Regions from separate parts of the Homo sapiens genome. Here all the other regions are linked to region 3. The links are chromatin loops, found by intact Hi-C in ENCODE. Cell type or tissue: OCI-LY7. All regions are shown on one strand. Links, peaks and the distances in the headings refer to the core of each region. The heading gives the core; the rest is flanking DNA. Region 1 has its middle 13 kb from the start of LINC00303. Region 2 overlaps SNRPE (small nuclear ribonucleoprotein polypeptide E). Region 3 has its middle 74 kb from the start of SNRPE.

What was found. Peaks named below come from ENCODE experiments on the same cell type or tissue, not always from the same donor. Only the 100,000 strongest peaks of a DNase experiment are listed, where the experiment ranks them.
Region 1: a loop joins it to region 3, with 12 times the contacts of the local background. A loop is called at or near these places in 3 of 110 quality-filtered maps.
Region 2: it touches region 3 in a loop (2.9-fold over the local background); 3 of 110 quality-filtered maps call a loop at or near these places.

The regions. Positions count from the first base shown.
Region 1 is chr1:204,051,268-204,056,621 of GRCh38, forward strand. No RefSeq gene overlaps it. Among named protein-coding and RNA genes, the nearest start is that of LINC00303, 13 kb to the left of the region's middle. In OCI-LY7, for the core only: no CTCF peak of the experiment used is centred there; no DNase peak of the experiment used is centred there.
Region 2 is chr1:203,868,893-203,874,246 of GRCh38, forward strand. It overlaps SNRPE (small nuclear ribonucleoprotein polypeptide E), which reads left to right. Exons shown (of 5, transcript NM_003094.4): 5 at 985-2,260. The coding sequence ends at 1,040. It also overlaps the pseudogene KRT8P29. Among named protein-coding and RNA genes, the nearest start is that of SNRPE, 10 kb to the left of the region's middle. In OCI-LY7, for the core only: CTCF peaks have their summits at 2,338 (motif pointing right) and 2,540; a DNase peak (open chromatin) is centred at 2,349.
Region 3 is chr1:203,932,963-203,938,316 of GRCh38, forward strand. No RefSeq gene overlaps it. Among named protein-coding and RNA genes, the nearest start is that of SNRPE, 74 kb to the left of the region's middle. RefSeq lists enhancers at 4,369-4,870, 4,871-5,354. In OCI-LY7, for the core only: no CTCF peak of the experiment used is centred there; a DNase peak (open chromatin) is centred at 2,549; H3K4me3 peaks cover 2,190 bases; H3K27ac peaks cover 4,120 bases.

The DNA of each region.
Region 1 (5,354 bases), core at 202-5,201, 120 kb after region 3:
CTGGTCTTGAACTCCTGACCTCAGGTAATCCACCCGCCTCCACCTCCCAAAGTGCTGGGATTACAGGCATGAGCCAACACGACTGTCCTGACTTCCCTGGTTTTTTTTTTTAGAGGCAAGTTCTCACTCTGTCCCCCAGGCTGGAGTGCAGTGGTACAATCATAGCTCACGGCAGCCTCCAACCCCTGGGCTCAAGAAATCCTCCCACCTCAACCTCCCTAGTAGCTAGGACTATAGGCACGTGCCCCCATGTCTGGCCTCTTTTCATTTTCTGAAAGTGTGAAGAGCAGAAGATTCAAATTTCAACAGAGTCAGGCTTATTGTTTCCTTTATGGTGAATGCTTTTGGTGTCCTAAGAAACCACCGCCTACCCCAAAGTCAGAAAAAAATTTCTTTTATGTTTTCTTTTAGAATTTTACCATTTTAGCTTATATTTTTAGCTCTGTGATCCTTTTCTAGTTTATTTTTGTGTGTATTATGAGGAAGGGGTCAAGGTATATTTTTTTCCCCCTAAGACTATATAGTTGTTCTAGTATCATTTGTTGAAAAGATATCCTTTCCTCTTTAAACTACCCTGGCACATTTGTAAAAAAATCAATTGACAAAACATGTGTGGATCTATTTCTGGACTCTGTTCTGCTTTATTGATCTGTGTGTCCACCCTTATGCCAATACCATACTTGACTTGATTACTGTAGCTGTACAGTAGGTTTTGAAGTCAGGTGATATGAGTCCTATTTTGCTCTTCTTTGTCAAGATAGTTTTGGATATCCTAGGCCCTTTGAGTTTCCACATAAATTTTAGAATTAGCTTGTCAATTTCTGCAAAAATTACTGGATAATTATTATTGGGATTGTATTGAATCTATATATCAATTTTGGGAGAATTAACATTTTAACAATATTGAGTCGGCCGGGCATGGTGGCTCACGCCTGTAATCCCAGCACTTTGGGAGGCCGAGGTGGGCCTCAGGATCACCTGAGGTCGGGAGTTCGAGACCAGCCTGACCAACATGGAGAAACCCCGTCTCTACTAAAAATACAAAATTAGCCAGGCGTGGTGGCACATGCCTGTAATCGCAGCTAGTAGGGAGGCTGAGGCAGGAGAATCGCTTGAACGTGGGAGGCAGAGGTTGTGGTGAGCCGAGATCGTGCCATTGCACTCCAGCCTAGGCAACAAGAGCGAAACTCCAACTCAAAAAAAAAGAAAAAGAAACACAATATTGAGTCTTCCTATTTGATGGGTAATTTTAGGTGTCAACTTGACTAGATTAAGGGTACCTAGAAACCTGATAAAGCATTATGTTTGGGTGTGTCTGTGAAGGTGTTTCTGTGTGAGCTACTGCGCCTGACCAACAGTTCTAATATTAAATATTGAAATAAATGTGAGCTCTACATACATTTAAAAAAGATTAGGGCTAGGAGTAGTAGCTCATGCCTGTAATCCCAGCACTTTGGGAGGCCAGGGAGGACCACTTGAGGCCAGAAGTTCAAGACCAGCCTGAGCAAGAACCCATCTCTACAAAAAAATTAAAAATTAGCTGGATATGGTAATGCGCACCTGTAGTTCTAGCTATTCAGGAAGCTGAGACAGCAGGATCGCTTGAGGCCAAGAGTTCGAGGCTGCAGTGAGCTATGATCACACCACTGCACTGCACTCCAGCCTGGGCGACAGAGTGAGACCCTGTCTCTAATAATAACAATAGTAGTAATGTTTGTAGGGCTGGGAGCATTGGCTCATGCCTGTAATCCCAGCACTTTGGGAGGCTGAGGCAGGCAGATCACTTGAGGTCAGGAGTTTGAAATCAGCCTGGCCAATATGGTGAAACCCCACCTCTGCCAAAAATACAAAATTAGCCAGGCATGGTGGTGCGCGCCTGTAATCCCAGCTACTCGGGTAGCTGAGGCAGGAGAATTGTGTGAACCTGGCAGGTGGAGGTTTCAGTGAGCTAAGATTGTGCCACTGCATTTCAGCATGGGTGACAGAGTGAGACTTGGTCTCAAAATAATAATAATAATGATAATGTTTGTAAGAATAAAAAATAGTAAGACATTTAAAAATTAGATGTGGCTGGGTGCGGTGGCTCATGCCTGTAATCCCAGCACTTTGGGAGGCTGAGGCAGGCAGATCACTTGAGTTCAGGAGTTTGAAATCAGCCTGGCCAATACGGTGAAACCCCACCTCTGCCAGAAATACAACATTAGCCAGGCATGGTGGTGCGCGCCTGTAATCCCAGCTACTCGGGTAGCTGAGGCAGGAGAATTGTGTGAACCTGGCAGGTGGAGGTTTCAGTGAGCTAAGATTGTGCCACTGCATTTCAGCATGGGTGACAGAGTGAGACTTGGTCTCAAAATAATAATAATAATGATGATGTTTGTAAGAATAAAAATTAGTAAGACATTTAAAAATTAGATGTGGCTGGGCGCAGTGGCTCATGCCTATAATCCCAGCACTTTGGGAGGCCAAGGCGGGCGGATCACGAGGTCAGGAGATCGAGATCATTCTGGCTAACACAGTGAAACCCCGTCTCTACTGAAAAATAGAAAAAAATTAGCCGGGCGTGGTGGCAGGCACCTGTAGTCCCAGCTACTCGGGAGGCTGAGGCAGGAGAATGGCCTGAACCCAGGAGGTGGAGCTTGCAGTGAGCCGAGACTGAGCCACTGCACTCCATCCTAGGAAACAGAGAGAGACTCCGTCTCAAAAAAAAAAAAAAGAAAAAAAAGAACTGCATCATTTACTGTCATGCATGTTTATAATTATCATAGACTGGATGAATTTTTATTTTATAATAATTTATGTGCATTAATTCATTTTCCAATCTGCTTATTCCAGTTCAGGGCTGCAGGTGGCTGGACCCTGTATGTTTGTTTGTTGGTACTAATGGCACCTTCTCATTTCATTTTCCAATTGTTTATTGCTAGTATATAGAAATACATCTGATTTTTGCATATTGGCCTTGCATTCTGCAACTTTGCCCAGTTCACCTATTGGTGCTACCAGTTTTGTTTATTGCTTTTGTTAATTGCTTAGGGTTTTCTATATATGTGTCATATTAACTGAATAAAGATGGTTTGGACTGGGCGTGGTGGCTCACGCCTGTAATCCCAGCACTCTGGGAGGCCGAGGTGAACGGATCACCTGAGGTCAGGAGTTTGAGACCAGCCTGGCCAACATAGCGAAACCCCACCTCTACTAAAAATACAAAAATTAGCTGGGCATGGTGGTGTGTGCCTGTAGTCCCAGCTACTTGGGAGGCTGAGGCAGGAGAATCGCTTGAACTCAGGAGGCGGAGGTTGCAGTGAGCCGAGATCGCGCCATTGCACTCCAGCCTGGGTGATAGAGAGAGACTGTCTCAAAAAAAAAAAAAAAAAAAACAGATAGTTTTGGCCAGGAGGGGTGGCTCATACCTGTAATCCCAGCAATTTGGGAGACCAAGGCGGGAGGATTGCTCGAGCCCAGGAGTTTGAGACCAGCCTGGGCAACATAGTGAAACCCCATCTCTATTTAAGAAAAAAAAAAAGTTTTTTTAATTAAAAAAAGACATTTCTTCCTTTATTAGCTGTATGCCCCACATTTCTAGATCACCCCACTTGGTCTTGATATACTATTTGTTTGTGTATCGCGGGTTTTTTTTTTTGAGATGGAGTCTTGTTCTGTTGCCCAGGCTGGAGTGTAGTGGCGCAATCTCAGCTCACTGCAACCGCTGCCTCCCAGGTTCAAGCAATTCTCCTGCCTCAGTCTCCCAAGTAGCTGGGATCACAGGCGTGCACCACCACACCTGGCTGATTTTTTTTTTTTTTTTTTTTTTGAGATGGAGTTTTGCTCTTGTTGCCCAGGCTGGAGTGCAATGGCACAATCTCAGCTCATTGCAACCTCCTTCTCCTGGGTTCAAGTGATTCTTCTGCTTCCGAGTAGCTGGGATTACAGGCATGTGCCACCACGCCCGGCTAATTTTGTATTTTTAGTAGAGATGGGGTTTCTCCATGTTGATCAGGCTGGTCTTGAACTCCCAGCCTCAGGTGATCTGCCCGCCTCGGCCTCCCAAAGCACACCTGGCTAATTTTTGTGTTTTTTAGTGGAGACAGGATTTCACCATGTTGGCCAGGCTGGTCTCGAACTCCTGATCTCATGTGATCCACCCACCTCGGCCTCCCAAAGCACTGGGATTACAGGCATGAGCCACCACACCTGGCCTCCTTATAATATCTTTGGTTGTGGTATCAGGGTAATACTGGATTCATAAAAATTAATTGGGAAATATTCCTTCTTTCTCTGTTTTCTGAAATAATTAATGTATGATTAGGATTATTTCACCTTTAAGTGTTTGATAGAATTTTGCCAGTTTTTAAAAATAACTGCTTCAAGTCTTTAATATATAGAAGGCTATTCAGATTTTCTATTTCTTCTTGGGCCAGTTCTGGTAATATGTGTGTTTCAAGTAATTTGTCCATTTTATCTAAGTTGCCAAATTTATTCTATAAAGTTGTTAATAATACTCCTTTTTAATCCTTTTCATGTCTGTAGAATCTGAAGTGATATGCCCCCCACCCTTCATTCCTGATATTGGTATTTTTGTCTTTCCTCTTTTGTTGTTGATCAATCTAGCTAGAGGTTTATCAATTTCATTGGTCTTCTCATGGAAACAGCCTTTGCTTTCATTGATTTTCTTTACTGTTGTTCTGTTTATTATTTCACTGATTTCCACTCTTATCTTTATTATTTTCTTCCTAGTATTGCTTTTTGAAGGCCATAGAAGGGCATAGGCTTCTACTCCCATCTCCAATCATAAATCACAGAAGGTCTGAGTTAAAAGGGATCTTAGAAACAATCTTGTCCACCCCTTTCATTTTATAGGTGAACAGAAATTCAGAGGGGGAAGTGGTTTTCCTCCGGCCACTTAGCTTTCATCTATGGTCAATTCATTTATTCATGTATTCATTCCTTTCTTCATTAATATGTTCTTATTCATTCATGTTAGATATATTTGTTGAACTTATACTACGGACCAGAGGCTGTTCTAAGACCAAAGATGAATAAATTGCAGCCTTTGCTTTCAAAAATCTTCCATCCTAATGAGGGAAGTAGCAAGTTCTCAGCCAATGCAGTGACAAGTGCCATAGCAGAGGTAGTCTCAGAATGCCATGAAAGCACCGAGAAAGTGATTCAAACTCTGATGGATGATGTGAAGATGAGGATGGGGGCAGAAGATGCTCAGGGAAGACTTCAAAGAAGACGTTTAAAATAGGTCCACCAGGCAAGTAACTTTTTCACTCCAGAGAGAGCTTTGTGAATCTACTAAAACTTTGTCTAAATAAGGCAAATGGAAAGCAATACAAGTCTCAATAAGCAGCCAC
Region 2 (5,354 bases), core at 201-5,200, 64 kb before region 3:
TCCTAAGCTCAGGCATTCCACCCACCTTGGCCTCCCAAAGTGCTGGGATTATAGGTGTGAGCCACCATACCCAGCCGGGTTTTTTAGATTTAAAGATGTCTTGCCAGGACGGGCAAGCTTAGCCTTACTGAGGTCATATTATTCATAAATTATTTACCAACTGTTGAATTCCCATGGTAGTATTTATCCTGTAGAATAGAATGTTATTAATACCTGCAGAAGCCTGGGAAAGTAGAACAGTTTAATTACTGTTGGAGTTGATCAACGTGTCTCAAACCGTTCTACCAGTGAACACCAGTGTTCCTGAAGATGTTTATAAATTTCTCAGAAAAGTATTGTCTTAAATAACCTTAGGAAATTTTGGGTAAAACAGGTTTGTTTATTGTAGGATGGAGTCTTTTTTTTTTTTTTTTTTTTTTTTTTTTTTTTTTGGAGATGAATTTTGCTCTTGTTGCCCAGGCTGGAGTGCAATGGTGCCATCTTGGCTCACTGCAACCTCCGCCTCCCGGATTCAAGCAATTCTCCTGCCTCAGCCTCCCAAGTAGCTGGGATTACAGGCACGCGCCACCAGGCTCTGCTAATTTTGTATTTTTAGTAGAGATAGGGTGGAGTCTTTAATATACTAACAGCTTTAAGAATGGAGTTATAATATGCTGTATTTCCCAAACTTGACATACGACTCATTTCCAAACTTTTATTACAAATTCAGCATTGGGAAATGTTGTATGAGGCCTATTGAGTTGACTTAGTCCATAGAAATGATATTTGTCATGAAATGTCATCTACCTATGTTAGTCTCTTGAAAAGATAAATGTATTCTAATGGAGCCAGAAAGCCTTTCACTATATGGACACTTGAAAATGTTCACATATTTTTATAAGAAAGCATTTTCAAAATATTGTTCAAAAACTGGATACAAAATTCTGAGAGTAAAACATCTGAGTGTGTGGCTATTAATAGCTTTTTGTTGTTTTTGTGTTGCAGGTCGGATCATGCTAAAAGGAGATAATATTACTCTGCTACAAAGTGTCTCCAACTAGAAATGATCAATGAAGTGAGAAATTGTTGAGAAGGATACAGTTTGTTTTTAGATGTCCTTTGTCCAATGTGAACATTTATTCATATTGTTTTGATTACCCTCGTGTTACTACAAGATGGCAATAAATACTATGGGATTGTTTGTATTAAAAAATTTACATTGCTTCTTACTATTCAGCAGTAGAAACTTTTTACACAGTAACACCATTCGTTGCTGGTATTTAGTTTTCTGAAGGGTCGCAGTTGCCTTGAGCACTTGGTATTCGCAGAGCTTGGACCTGTAGATTTTGAGGCAGATTAGGAATTCTGCCTGATGGGTAAGCTTCCAGTATTGGGAGGTGGAGAAGGGGAGGGTTCAGAAAAATAAATAAGAGTTATTGCACTAACAAAAGTCTTCATCACTTGTAGTTCTGGATGCTGGAATACCAGAGTTTCTAACCTAAATATGTTGGGTACATTATTTAATGGGGTCAGTATTGCTCAACACTCTCATTGAGTCACTGTGAGGTCTTTGTGAATTTTATCGCTAAGATCAGAATGTGAGAAGTATTTGGATATAGGGAAAGAATGAAGTGCCTTTCAAGTACATTAAAAATCAGTTAAGAGTTTACAGGAAAGAGACTGAGATTGGTAATCTGAAAAGGACCACAAGCATAGCTGGTAGGCAAATTGTTAGGCAGAATAATGGTATGTTGGAGAAATACACCTGTCTCTTATTCTTATCTCTTAAGAATTTTGGTTCTTCCCCCAGTGATTGCTGGTTGAATTCTTATATGGACAGGTTTCCCTTCCCCCAGTATCGCACATGGTTCTAGTTAGAATCCTGTTAGATAGTGAGCATCTGCTGTTAGCTAGACACTGTTGAATCAATACAGTGAAACAGACAGGTAAGCAGGTGGTTTTAATGCCTCATTCTAAGTGCTATTTAAATTGGATCTTGAAAGATGAATAAGGCCTGCCTTAAGTTCTGCTAAAGGCCATGTTGTTATTAAGGACGGGTGAGGAAGGACCAAGAAGTCTGGCTCCTGCTTTTCTACATGCCTGTGAAGGAGACTTTTCATGAAACTGAATAAAAGAAATCCTTTCCGAGATAGAGGAGATTTGTAGGTGAATGCAGAAGTGTATCCAGCTTTGAACCATGCATTCCATCTATATTCCTCCTGTCTGAACTCATGCTCTTTTGATTATGTTTTGAAATAAAGGGCTGCATTAGTTCTTTTAACATTTGAGTTTGAAATTAATTAAACTGATCACAACATGCAAAGAAAACATTGGGCAGCAGAGGGAGTTACAGCCCTGAGACTGCTTCAGCCCTGCTGGTGAGAAGATTGAATTGAAGCTTTTTCAGAGCAGAGCAAAGACCTCCCTGCAGCTTTCTTGGCACCAGAATAGCTGGGAAGAAGGATAAAAGCCCAGAGGAGTATAATCTCTAAGAAAACCTGCTGGCTGCCTTTTCCATTTCCCTGTGTGGCCTTTCTGACCTGGCTGCCCTGTGGAAGCAGAGCTGTGCCTGCTGTGGCTTATTCTGAATGGATCAAGACATGGAAGGTTCTATTTTTGACAGAGCAAATGATGATAGTGAGAATTAAGGTACAGTGAACTCTTACAATTGAGCTCTGTATTTAGAAATCTCTGCTTGCTTTCCTGCTCTACTGGAGCCTGTGGTGTTTGCTTTTTAAGTTGTACTTTTCCACCATCTCTAGATTGTTTCTTCCAACCAGAATTTACGAGAGGCGTTGCTCTCTGCCTCGTTAAGGTTACTAAAACATCCTGCTGGGAAGCTGCTCTTGTTGGCAGCCCTGGGTTATGTCAGCTTTTCTGGAATGGCTGTTGGTTGCTGAGGGGGTCTTGATAGACACCCCTAACCCTCATAGCATTCTTGAAGCAGGGGGTGGGAGGAATAGAGAATCAGGCTCTGAAAGAAAAGTGGTGATGTGGGCCTGCTGTTCAATTAGTAGCAGGTAGGCAGAAGGAAAAGTTTGAAAATCATAGGATATTGTGCTTTGGGGTGCCAGCTCTTGCCATATCACACTTGTCAACAGTTTCAGGATTAGAGAGTGTACCTCTAATTTGGATTAAGGCATTATGGGCTGGGAAGTGTCATGGTGGGGTAAGCCTAATAGCATCTCAGGTTAACTGGATAACACAGGCATTTTCCTTAACTAAACTATCTACTCATTCATGCTTTTGTGAGGAATTGCTTGTTAGAACTTTATTGTTGAGACAGAGTCTTGCTCTGTTGCCCAGGCTGGAGTGCAATGGCACAATCACAGTTCACTGTGACCTTGACCTCCTGGGCTCAAGTGATTCTCCCACTTAAGCGCCCCGAGTAGCTGGGACCACAGGCACACACCACCAAGCCTGGCAGTTTTTTTGTTTTTTGTTTTTTTTAATGGCAGAGGTAGTTGAGGCTTTATTTTGGAAAAAACAAAAAACAAATTGTTTTATAGCTGGAGTCATGGGCCAGGGGGGTACCCCAGGCAATAAACTCCCTCCATGAGTGGGCTGAGAGCTAGGACTGAGCCTCTCTTAGGTGAGGCTATGTTCACTTCTGTTCCCTATGCTCCCCTGCACAGTGGCCTCTTCCACAGGCTCTGGGGCATCCACAGGAAGGGATGGGCTGGGAGGGGCTGCCATGGCCATTTACTTGGGCAGGACATCAGAGGACTTGGACACCAGCTTCCCATCTCGCGTCTCTATTTTCTTTACAACTACGGCACCTGGAGGAACCCTGGAGAAGCTGGTGCGGCTGAAGGAGCTAGAGCCCCTGCCAGAGCCAAAGCTGGAGCCTAGCCATAGATGAGGCCAGGGCTTGTGAGGCCCCATAGGCCAAGCTCAGTGCACCTGAGCAGCCATTGGTGGTCTTTATATATATACTTATGTTCGGCATCCCAGACTCCAGCCTGTTCTTGTTGCCCTCCAGCAGCTTCATGTAGGTGGCAACCTCTGTGTCCAGGGCCAGCTTGACATTCCTCAGCTCCTAGTATGCCTGCTTGGGGGTGGTGTCTTTTAAAAAAAAAAATTATTTTTAAATTTTTATTTATTTTTTTGAGACTGGGTTATAAGACTAGCTAATTTTTGTATTTTTGTTAGAGGACTTTGCTGTGTTGCCCAGGCTGGTCTCGAACTCCTGGCCTCAAACAATCCATCTGCCTCGGCCTCCCAAGGTACTGGGATTAACAGAGGTGAGCCACTGCAGCCAGCCGCATTGCTGTCCTTAATGGCGGCTCCCACGCTGCTTGGCATTCGTGATGGCAGCCTCCAGGGAAGTCTTCTGGCCTTTGAGGCTCTCAGTCTCAGCCTGGAGCCAGCTGATGTTCTGGTTCATTTCAGAGATTTTTGTCTTTGTGCGACACATCATCTTCATGCTTCCCAGCCAGTGTCTGCAGTTCCTCGTACTTGATCTGGTGTGTGTTCTCAGCCTGGCCCAGCTGTGGTTGGCAATCTCGTACTGGTCCTTGACCTCAGTGGTGATGCTGTCTGTGTCCGTGGAGTGGCTGTTGTCCATGGACAGGACCACAGATGTGTCCAAGATCTAGGACTGCAGCTCCTGGATCTCCTCTTCATACAGCTGCCTGATGAAATTGATCTCGTCAATCAGCCCTTCCATGCAAGACTCCAGCTCTACATTCTTCATGTAAGCTTTGTCCGTAAACTTCTTGATGAAGACAAATGCATTGTCCATCTCTGTACACTTATTGATCTCATCCTCATGCTTATTCTTGAAGTCCTCCAGCAGCCCCTCCATGTTGCCAAGCTCTGCCTCCAGCTTCAGCTGCTCCTGGCCCAGAATGTACAGCTGCTGCTGAAGGTTGTTGATGTAGCTCTCGAGCATGTTGTCCATGTTGCTCTGTGCCGTCTTCTGCTGCTACTGGAGGCTACACTTGCTCTGCAGCATCTTGTTCTGCTGCTCCAGGAGCTGTATCGTGTCAGTGATGGAGGCAAACTTATTGTTAAGAGTCTTGATCTGCTCTTTCTCCTGGGTACACATGGCCTGGATGTTCGGTTACACCTCCAGCTTAAGGGGGCTCAGCAGGCTCTGGTTCATCATGATGGCTGTGATGCTGCCCATTACCACTGGCCCTGCTATAGCCTCCACTCAGACCCAGGCCACCCCAGAAGCACTGCTGCTACCCACTTGGGAGAGCCTTGAGGAGCTAATGCAGCATTGGGCCTATTCATTTAGAAGCAGCTGCTGAAGACCCAGGGACCAGAGGTGGATACCTTGTAGGACTTCTGGGTCACCCTGATGAACATGGTAGAGGCAAGAGTGGAGGCAGATGGTCCAAACCAGGCAGAGATTTGAGAGGGAGTAG
Region 3 (5,354 bases), core at 87-5,086:
CCAGCACTTTGGGAGGCCAAGGTGGGAGAATCACTTGAACCCAGGAGTTTGAGACCAACTTGGGCAACATGATGAAACCCCATCTCTACAAAAAATTGAAAAATTAGCCAGGCGCGGTGGCGAGCACCGTAGTCCCAGCTACTTTAGGAGGCTGGGGTGGGAGGATTGCTTGAGCCTGGGAGGTGAAGGCTGCAGTGAGCTGAGATCACGCCACTACATTCCAGCCTGGGTGACAGAGTAAGACCCTGTCTCAAAAAAAAAAAAAAAAAAATGGATTTGAAACCTATTTGGGTCCTACATCTGTACTGCCTGGGAAATTTCTGCTGTCACAGAATATATGGAGGCCAGAGATTCATTGTTCCTTGCGTCAAGAATGTTATAACTTGTGAGGCTATGGATTATATTGAGCAACAACAAGAAAAAAGAATGCTAACAGCCTTAATGATAGAACCAAGCTGGCAGCCTTTTCAGTCCCCATCCCTTCCTTCCTTCCCTCCCTCCCTCCCTCTCTCTTTCTTTCTTTCTTTCTTCTTTCTTTCGAGACGGAGTCTTGCTCTGTCACCAGGCTAGAGTGCAGTGGCATGATCTTGGCTCACTGCAGCCTCTGACTCCCAGGTTCAAGCAATTCTCCTGCCTCACCCTCCCGAGTAGCTGAGATTACAGGCATATGCCACCACGCCCAGCTAATATTTGTGTGTGTGTGTGTGTGTGTGTGTGTGTATTTATTTATTTATTTATGTATTTTGTAGAGATGGGGTTTTACCATGTTGGCCAGGATGGTCTCGATCCCCTGACCTCGTGATCCACCTGCCTCGTCCTCCCAAAGTGCTGGGATTACAGGTGTGAACCAGCAAGCCTGGCCATCCCCGTCACTTTAAACATCATCTGAGCTCTGGATTTGTTACACTGGTGTAAATTGATTGCCACCGAAGTTCAGGTTCTAATTTATGCACCCATTGTTGAAGAGAGAGCCTCCCGGGTCAGCCCAGGGATGCTTGTTCTTTCTACACCTGGCTAACCCAGGTGTTGCTTTTCATTTTCCCCTACTTGGTCCCACAGCCTCCCCCTCAGGGACTTTTCTTCACAGCCTAGGGGGAAAGCTGATTGGTTAGAAAATTTCCCCTTGCCACCAGCCTTGGTCTCTCCTGGCATAGGAGCCATTCCATGGTTTGTGGTCGAGTTGACTAGAAGACAGCTCTGGGTGGCCACCTTTGTTTAGGATGCATGAACTTAAAGCCCATGAATCACCTCTACAGGCTTTTCCTGACTTAGCTTCTGTGGGTGGGGTTGGGAAATTTCCCCAGGCTTTCATAGTACTTCCTGCCTCTGGAAAAGAATCTCCCAGGTTTGGCCGCAACTAGAAGGATGAAACTAACAGGGCATCTGAGCCCTAGTGGGAGAACTGGAGCAAAGTAAGAGTTCATGGTAGGTAAGCAGGAGGACTTGGGCATTGCCTGTTCGCCCTGAGGAAACCAGGAGAGGAGGGAAGTGTTATGGGTATGTGAGGGTAGTGGGTGGGGTTACAGAATGCAGTATCTATGTTTTGGCATTGAATGTAAAAAACATTTTTAAACTAAGAAATAATAATAAATATAAATATATGTGAAATGACTTCTAATTTATGAATCCTTTGTTTGGGACTGTAGTTCTGAGCATATGAAAAGGGGAAAAGAGATAAAAAGTAGATCTTTTACCTTATTGGATTTTTTTTCCCCTCAAGTAGAGATGTGGTCTTGCTACGTTGCCTAAGCTGGTCTTGAACTCCTGGCCTCAAAGAGATCCTCTGGCCCTGACCTCCTAGAATGCTGGGATTACAGCCATGAGCCACTGTGTCTGGCTGCCTTATTGCATTTTAAAAATATATCCCCAAAAAACATTTTGGCAGGGAATGGGTGGCTTTCAGTTTCCAAACTTCTTGGTGACTCATGGAATCCCCTTTCTTTTCCTTAGATACAGGAAGGGAATTTCTAGAGGGGGAGGGAGCTGGAAAGCTGTGAATATTTTTTAACTACACCTTTGTTTTCTCAGCTATGTAATGTGTTTATTATCGTAAAAATTATGTATTGCTAGGTTCTACGATATAAGCTCAGAGCCAGTGCCTGTCTTCTATGATATTAAAATTTAAGATAGGTGTACTTATGAAGACCCAATCTGCAATGACAGAAAACCAAAACAACAATAGGTGAAGTAGGAGTAGGGTGTTTTCATTGAAAAACATAAGTACATTTTAGAGTTCAGAATGAAGGAAAACTTGGGGAAAAAAAGTTGAATTTCATTGTCCAGGTGAAGTGTTCAGCTAGGAGGTTTCCTAAAGGAAAGAGTATTATAGGATCTATTAGAATAAAATTAATTCTTTACATTCTATTGTATAGCTTGTTGGGAAGGGAAGAGATCCTTTTGATGGGGGAAAGTCAAGAGCTTTTATGGCCCCAGAGAGGTGAGAGAAGATGGTTAATTAAACAGTTTTCTTTCACTTCTGCAAATCATAGCATCACCAGATGTTTGGGGTGCAGGTGGGCTAGCTAGCAAGATGCTGACTACCGGAGGTGATTGCTGCTGTGTGCCTCATACCTGAGACTTTGCGCACTTGAAGTTTAATTGTCACATTACCAATCTGCAGCTGAGGGGGCCCTTGCAGATCTGAGAAATGAGATGTCATCAATGCTGGTTTCTGCAGAACACTGAGCCTGGCAGTCAGGCAGGAGGGGAAGTCATGCAGAGGGGGCTGCTGCAGGAAATATGCCCACCTGGGCAAGTGGCATCTTGTGTCCCCATACCCATCAGAACCTACATCTTTCTGTAGAACAGGAAGCACAAGATTGATACCAGCTACTCAAACTGCAAACCATGCCATAGCTAAAAGTGTGACCTCAATTATCCTGGATCAAGAAAATAACAGGTGGCCAACCCTAAAGTCTGTCCATAACAAGGGGAAAAGTCCTTGGGACCTGACTCAGGTCTGGGGCTGTAGGAATCTTTTCTGGACACTCCCCTTTGACTTGAATGCTTTTCCACTCATTGAACAGTTTATTTATGAACCCTATAATAAGAACGAATAAGAAACATTTACCAAATACCAGCAACATATTGCAATATTATGCTAGAACTTACGGGTGATACAAACAAATTATGAAACCTGTACTTTTCTAAGTTATACTTTCCAAAATGCTTTCATATTCTTGCAAGATTTTATCCTTATAACCTCTGCTTATCCTTTCCAGGAAGTCTTCGTCCACTAACCTTACCTTGTTATTTATATATCAGTTTTTTCTTTTTTTGTAGAGATGGGGTTTCGCCATGTTGCTCCTAATGACTAATGAAGCCAATCATCTTCTCTTGTGCTTACTTGCTGTCTGTTTATCTTTTCTGGTGAAATGTCTCTTTAAGTTTTTTGCCCATTTTCTTGATTGGGTTGGTGTTATTTTATTATTGAGTTTTGAGAGTTGTTTATATATTTGGGATACAACTTCTTTGTCAGATATGTGGGTTTTTTTAGATTAAACAAAAACCTCAACCTGGCTTAAATGATAAAAATTTACTGGCTTACATTATAGTGAGACCTGGGCAGACTCCGAGATTGGTGTAGTTCAGTTTTTCTTTTTTTTGAGACGGGGTCTCACTCTGTCACCCATGTTGGAGTGCAGTGGCACGATCTCGGCCCACTGCAACCTATGCCTCCTGGATTCAAGTAATTCTCCTGCCTCAGCCTCCTGAATAGCTGGGACTACAGGTGTGTGCCATCACGCCCAGCTAATCTTTTGTATTTTTAGTAAAGACAGGGTTTCACCATGTTAGCCACGATGGTCTTGATCTCCTGACCTCATGATCCGCCTGCCTCAGCCTCCCAAAGTGCTGGGATTGCAGGCGTGAGCCACCGTGCCCGGCCAGAGTTGTTTTTTACTGTTTTTCCATATCTTTACTCTGCATCTGCTGTCCGAGCTTTATGTGGGGGACAGCTTTTCCCATGGTGAAAAAATTGCTGGCCTCACATCCCTAAACCACTTTGTCCAGAAAGAGAGATAGCTGGCAATCAATAGAGCTTAAGAATGAGAGGGCCGCTGGGCAAGATGTCTCACGCCTGTAATTCCAGCACTTTGGAAGGCTGAGGTGGGCGGATCACCTCAGGTTGGAAGTTCGAGACCACCTTGGCCAACATGGTGAAACCCCATCTCTACTAAAAATACAAAAATTAGCCAGGCATGGGGGTGCACACCTGTAATCCCAGCTACTCAGGAGGCTGAGACATGAGAATTGCTTGAAGCCAGGAGGTGGAGGTTGCAGTGAACCAAGATGGCACCACTGCACTCCAGCCTGGATGACAGAGCCAGACTCTGTCTCAAAAAAAAAAAAAAAAAAAAAAAAAGAATGAGAGGACGTGTACAATGGCTCATGCCTGTAATCCCAGCATTTTGGGAAGCCAAGATGGGCAAATTGCTTAAGCTCAGGAGTTCAAAAACCAGCCTGGGTTACATGGCAAAACCCTGTCTTTACAAAAAATACCCCAAAATTAGCTGGGCATGGTGGCGTGAACCTGTAGTCCCAGCTACTCAAGAGACTGAGGTGGGAGGATTGCTTCAGCCCCCAGAGGTTGAGGCTGTGGTGAGCCAAGACCATGCCACTGCACTCCAACCTGGACAACAGAGTGAGACCCCGTCTCAAGAAAAAAGGAAGGGAAGGGGAGGGGAGGGGAGGGGGAGGAAGGAAGGAAGGAGGGAGGGAGGGAAGGAGGGAAGGAAGGAAGGAGAGAGAGAGAGAAAGAAAAGGAAAGAAAGAGAAAAAGAGAGAGGAAAGAAAGAAAGAAAAAGGAAGAAAGAAAGAGAAAGAAAGAAAGAGAAGGAAAGAAAAAGGAAAGGAAGGAAGGAAGAGAGAGAAAAAGGAAGAAGTGAAGGAAGGGAGAGAAAAAAGAAAGGAAAGGAAGAAAGGAAGGAAGAGAGAGAAAGAAGAAAGAAAGAAAAGAAAAAGAAAGGAAGAAAGGAAGGAAGGAAGAGAGAGAAAGAAAGAAAGTGAGAGAAAGAGAGAAAGAAAGAATATTTTACAACAACCCTAGCCTCCCTAACATCTCACTGGTGTGAATTGGGTCAGATGACCATAGTGAAGCAATGTCCATGGTTAGAGGAATGTCACCTGCTGACTGCGTTAAGCCATGGGGAAGGGATAATTATACTTTAAGGCGGCCAAACATTTTTTTTTATTACCTTTCCGTTTGAGGTTGTTTTCTGCCCACAGCAGAAGCCAGATGTTCACTGTCTCAGTCTGTGTTGAGACAGACTCTCATGCATAGCTATGGCACGTGCATGAAAGCAAGCTCACCAATCAGATGCTTCCCGTGAGATTTTGATTAGGAAGAGAGCAGG